Linked DNA regions of Mus musculus: region 1 is linked to region 2. Evidence: chromatin loops called from intact Hi-C (ENCODE). Cell type or tissue: left cerebral cortex. All regions are shown on one strand. Links, peaks and the distances in the headings refer to the core of each region. The heading gives the core; the rest is flanking DNA. Region 1 overlaps Ablim2 (actin-binding LIM protein 2). Region 2 overlaps Ablim2 (actin-binding LIM protein 2).

Region 1 (2,908 bases), core at 232-2,731, 63 kb after region 2:
CCTTTGCCTCTGCCTCCTACCTAGGATCAGCCATAGAAGCCAAACTACCCCTAACCTGCCCCTCAGATATCCACCTTCAGTTGGTGTTTCAGCTTACCCAGGCTGCTGTCCACCAGGGGCCTCACTTCATCCTCCCTCTGCCACAGGGCTTTTTCCACCCTCTGTGACCTATGTCGTTCTGATGACCACAGTGACAGTGGTGTCCCCCGCAGCAGCGACACGATACAGCCCACATCCCTTGCTGTCAGGTGCAGCCATTTCCCCTTCATCCCCACACCCTCTCAGCACCTCGGCCATGATGGGCCATGATGGCCACACCAGCCCTGTAACCCCTTCCCTATTGAATCGGATCAGAAACACCAATTCATAGTAGAGAAAGCTGGTGGGAGACCAGAGAGCCAGGCCCTCTGGCTCAGCTGGATTTCGAGAGGCTCAGTGTGGCCAGGCCCTTCAGCTATGTATAGGAAGCACAGCTGGAGTCACTCACAGCTGTGCATAGCGGGGTCACCAGGGGGGCTCTTGTGATGCAGCGTGGGGTGGCTCTCCAGAACTTTTATGTCCATCCAGTTTGGGGCACAAAGGACAATGGGCAGCATCTTTTCATGATCAGACAAGACAGGGATTATATGATGGGAATCTGGCTCAAGGCCAGGTGGAGTGAGAAGTCATTTTCAGATTTGGGGCTCCCATAGGCTGTGGGGTTACGCGAGCCTGGAATGTAGTCTCAGCTCTTCCTCTTGTGGGATTTCGACCTTGAGAGAGTTCCTGTCCACACCACTCCACCATCCCACCAGCCCGCCTTCTAGCTGCCTTCCCATCTGTCCTTGGGTATCCACCCACCCTCTGCCTTCGATCTGTCCTTCCATCTGTCCTTTCCATCCACCCACCCTTTGCTCACATCCCCTGGTCCTGGGGAAATGCTGGATCAAGGGCAAAGCGATTCGCTTAGCAACCAGCCCAGCAAACACTGAAGTTTTCCATAACACTGATCAACCCTTTTTTTTTTTCAGGAATACGTGGGGGCTGGGTATAGCTCAGTAGCAGGATGCTTGCCTAGCATGCAAAGGCCTGGATTTCATCCCTAGCACCAGTTCCCAAGTTACTGGATATGCATTTGGTTTGAGGGAAGAGCTATATTAAGAGTGTGCTGGCCAGACCCCACCCTGGCCACTAAACAGCCTGGAGCTATGGGCATGGTAGTGCTGCTGCCCTCTGGTGGTCAGAGGAAGATCTGCACCACGAATGGCCCTCCACACCAGTAAGCTCTACTAGTGTCCCTTCAACTGGCTGCAGATTGGACATGTGGGCCTGTTGCCCCCGTGGGATTCATTCCTAGAATGTGGGGCAGTTGCTGATTAGCAAGGTCACATATACCCATGAAGAAGCAACCGCAAACCTGCTCAGCCTACTTGTTCCCTTCTCGCCTCATCCCTGCCAGTGCTTAGAGGGGGCCATGTTTCTCACAGCAGAGGCAGAATGCTGCCATCTCTGGCTACTTGTAGATGACTTGAGGCTCTGAAACAGGACAGTCAGACAGGCAGGAGGGCACCGAGAGAACAGTCCCCAACTGTCCTATGCTGTATGAGGCATCCATGGGGCCACGGGGAGCTGAACAGAGGCAGAGAGAGGAGGACTCAGGATGCAGGGGTGTGGTGAGTCTCATCCAGTGACCCTGCCTCTCTAAAACCACTCCAAATATAGAAGTGCCCAGAGCAAGCTGAACAAGCTGTCCTTGAAGGTCAAAGACAGTCTGGCAGCCAGGGGCACACAACTGTTAAGAAAAAAAGCAATCTTTCCAACTAATAAAGTACCCAAACAAAGCCAACAAAGGCCCAGGCGCCTCTGAGGCAGGCGTCTCCTGTCCTCCTTGCTTGGCTTGGGCTGAGCTGGACACAGATTCCCCCTCCCTGGCTCCAGCTTGGACTCTGTGAAGTCAGTCACCAGGGAGCACAAAAGTGTAACCCACCGCCTTCTTAACATCCTGCTTAGCTCCAGACCCACTGGGTACAAAAAAGTGTATCCAGCCCTCCTGACACTCCCCTGAAGCCAGCATGGTGCCTACCTCACAAGAGAGTAACCTGAGGCCAAGAGCAGCTGAATGGGCCCAGGCCAGCCATGCCAAGGCTTGGAAGCACCATCAGGAGAGTCAGGAGAGGGTTCTGGGGGGCCTGCATGGTGCAACCCTAAGGCCTATGCCAGGGCCTAGGATTCAAAGGACCCAGGATTACTTATTTATTTTTTTAAATGTCTCTGGCAATTCAGAATCAATCCCATAGCTGCTTATCCCAGTGACTCTGGCTAGGTACATGCCAGGGACCCAGCTATGGCTGTCCTATCAGAGGGCCACTTGCTGTGGGAAAAAAAGACATCACACAAGACCTAGAAGCCTACATCCTGCTCCACTGGGGTCTGATTCGGGAGGAAGGGGCTTCACAGGACTGAAGGCTGCTCCCAGGAGGCTGTTCTAGAGCCTGTGGTCAGCAGGACCATGGAATAGGACCCTCGGGCTGCTTGGTCCAAAGTGGGGCATCCACCGTGTCTTCCAGAAGGGCAGCTGACCAGGCATCAGCCCTCCCAGAGTCATCCGGTGCCAGCTTCATTTCTGGGCATCTATGCTGACTTCTCAATGCCTGTCCATCTCCAGTGGCCCCTGGCATCCCCAGCTCTGATTCACAGGGTCACAGCTGGTGGTGACTTCTGAGCTGTCTTGTCATCCCTGGACACAGGCTCCTTGGAGCCTGAGCTGAAGGCCCCTCTGTCTCCTCCACCTCCACGTCCCTGTGCCTCTGCCTCTGGGGAGTCCTCTGGGATTTCCTCCAGGCTGGCAGGCCTTCACACCTGGCTGCACGAGGGAGGCACCTGCGCATGAGCTGTGCATGCCGGAGAGTCTCTGCCGTCTGTCCGTCTG
Region 2 (2,908 bases), core at 193-2,692:
GCACAGGTGCCAGCAGCACAGGTGCCTGGGTTCAAACCCTCACTAAAGGTTCTGCTGTGCAGACAACCCCCCCTTCCTCAGCTGTGGCACAGGTGCCAGCACAGGTGCCTGGGTTCCTAAGGGCCAGGTGAACTCACATAACAGCTGCTGCATCACTCACATTGGCTTGCTGTGGGGATGCAACAGAGGAAAGGGATGACAGACAAGCCCTTGTCACTGTGGGGATGACCAGTGAAGACACCTGATAATAGCCTGCCTCACAGAGACCAGCGCACTCAAAAGGTCCTGGGACGAACACCCCCGTACTGGCACCTGTAGATGAGAAAGTGCCACAGGGTGGTATAGGTACACACACAGGTCACACAGCATGGCCACAGCCAAAGCAGGACCCCGAGAGGTGACATCTACAGCCCTGCTTCTTCCCACACTGTATTCTGCTTCCCTCAGTCCTGAGTCTCAGGCAGTCCAGAGTCTCAGCCTGGAGGCCAGAACACTACACAGGGCAACGAGGGTAATAGGCAACCCCTACGTTCTGCTCTGTGGAGGAGCCTCCATTGTCCAAACCGGAGTCCCACAAAGCACATGTGCACCCTCGGCATGAGACAACCACCTAGGGCAAGGATCCTTGGGATGGAGTCCCGAGGGATGATATCGTAGCCACCCAGCAGATGTAGACATGCACAGGGGACTTTCCACTTCCTCTCACCATGCCTTCAGCTAGCTCTTCCCCCAAAAGAACCCTGAGGAGACCCAGACCTGTGGGACCACTTGGTGTGCCTTCTCACGTTGACATCAGCCTTGTGTGCATGCTCTGAGATCCCAAGGGACATCATCTGCTTACAAAGACTCCCCACAGAACAACATTCCAGTTTCCAGTTGGTCACAATGTCCGGCTGCCTGCACCTCCACTCGTCCCTCCCCTGTGTAGTGGTTAAATAGTGCCTCAGAAGTGAGGGTCTTAAGAACGGTCATGCTGTTGGCCAGGCAAAACACTCTTGTATGCCTGGTGCCTAGTGACCCGAGAGTCAGCATTGCTGCTCTGGCTTCTATCATAAGCCAGTTAGCAGGGCAGGCAGATTTCACGCAGAGTCGGTACCACCGTGATGCCAGCGGGGTTCCCTCTGCTTTCTCACACCACAGATTCCCGTCACCTCTACGTCCAACCTCAGCCACAGCTATGGACAACAACTGCTAGGCCCAGCTTAGACCAGAGGCTGCTTCTGTGTGAGACTGAGCCTGCCTGCAGCCTGTGCTGGCTCTGCCTGGGACCTACAGCATCTTCAGTGAACAACAGGATGGGAATGTACTCTATCCTTGGGAATCATCCCTAAGCCAGGCTTCACAACACCCGCAAGGCTAAGCATACACCAGCTTTGCTACCCGTGACATCGGGTCGTATTACCTAGGAAACTCCAAGTGCTTTCTCGGTGTGTTACAGGGACCAGGACAGTGCCTTGTACCAGTTTCCAGGTCTGTGCTCGCCTCCTGACCATGACCACATCTGCCCCCAGAGAAAAGAGGCCCTGGGAGCTGTTCTCTTTGCTTTCTTGCCTGCTCCAAGAGAACCACGAGGGGGCGCTGTGCACACACTAGCTAGCTATGTCACTGTGGAGAGACACTGCTTTACCTGGCTTGATTCACATTCTTAGGCTGTTTGGGAGGTCTTGGTTTTGTTTTAATTTTATTTTTAAGACAGAGTCTCACTATGTAGCTCAGGCTGGCCTCAAACTCACAGCAATCTTTCTGCCATCCAAATGTTAGGGTTACATGCTGTTGCTAGCTCTTAGGCTTAATTGGGGGGGAGCAATAAAGCTGAGATCTGGGGGCCCGCTCAGTAGGGGGCCCTTCGCTGGCAGTCTCCTGTGGGCTTCAGAAGAGCCACTCACGTGAGTAGAGGCTGTCCCCTGCCATTCTTTGGAGAGGTTCCTGGTCAGTCCCGCTGCTGAGGGACAGCGACTGACTGTCCAGGTCTGGAGAGTTAGTTCTGGTGTCTGCATCCCCCTTGAGAAGCAGCCAGGTTGTCTTCTGTAGAGGAAAAAAGGTCACAGGAACACTGAGGTCATCTGCGATGGTGAAACGTTTCACCAGAACGTTCATTCAAGGAGCTCCGTACGCCTAACCCACAAGCCAACTCCACTGCGGGAAGCCAAACGTCTAGTACCCGTCTCACCATTAAAGGCGTCTCATTCTGAAAGTTCATGATGCAGCTGGAGAGATGGCCGAATGCTGCCTGCAGCCTGCTGTTGTGATGTCTGGCCCCCACATCCTCTCGGGGCACTTTTACAACTGGCCACATCAAAGAGGTATGCCAGTAATGTCTATTACATTTGACTTTTCCGCCATTCATTTAAAAAACAAAACAAAACAGAAACAAACAAACAAAAAACCACCTGCCAAGCTGTTCTAGAACCTTCATGTCAAATACCCCAGAATGCACTGGGGTTATTTCTTTGTCAATGTTCGTATCTCCTCAGTCCCAGAACCACAGCCTGGCTACTCGGCCGAGGCAGGACCCTGGCAGAGCATGTGCCCATACAGAGTATAAAGGGAGGCAGACGAGTATGGCTCCCACCTTGGTCCTCCTGGGACTCCAGGGGCAGAGTGAGAAAAGGACTGGAGTTCCACTGGAGTGGCCATCCCACCCCGCAGGGCTGTGGTCCCCCTCCTTACCTTCCTGCTGTCCTGGTCAAAGCTGCTGTCCTCCACGTCCAATCGCCTGGCAGCTGGAAGGGAAAGTCGGTCTGTAAAGGCAGCTCACCCTGTGTCTGTCCTGGGCCCTACTTTACATAATGCTCAAAAGGGGGAGGAAAAGCAACCAAAAGGACAACGCAATGAATGCCTTTCACAGGCTGGAGGAATGACACACTGGAGCAGCCTCCTTGGGGGCCTGTGGCCCAGGAGGTGGGCG

Evidence for each region. Peaks named below come from ENCODE experiments on the same cell type or tissue, not always from the same donor. Only the 100,000 strongest peaks of a DNase experiment are listed, where the experiment ranks them.
Region 1: a loop joins it to region 2, with 9 times the contacts of the local background. A loop is called at or near these places in 30 of 42 quality-filtered maps.

Annotation. Positions count from the first base shown.
Region 1 is chr5:35,793,905-35,796,812 of GRCm38, reverse strand. The region is part of intron 1 of Ablim2 (actin-binding LIM protein 2); the gene reads right to left. Among named protein-coding and RNA genes, the nearest start is that of Ablim2, 37 kb to the right of the region's middle. In left cerebral cortex, for the core only: a CTCF peak has its summit at 1,214 (motif pointing left); DNase peaks (open chromatin) are centred at 909 and 1,159; H3K27ac peaks cover 2,500 bases.
Region 2 is chr5:35,856,943-35,859,850 of GRCm38, reverse strand. Ablim2 (actin-binding LIM protein 2) reads right to left here. Exons shown (of 22, transcript NM_001177696.1): 16 at 2,671-2,723; 17 at 1,887-2,025. Among named protein-coding and RNA genes, the nearest start is that of Afap1, 35 kb to the left of the region's middle. In left cerebral cortex, for the core only: a CTCF peak has its summit at 1,563 (motif pointing right); a DNase peak (open chromatin) is centred at 1,581.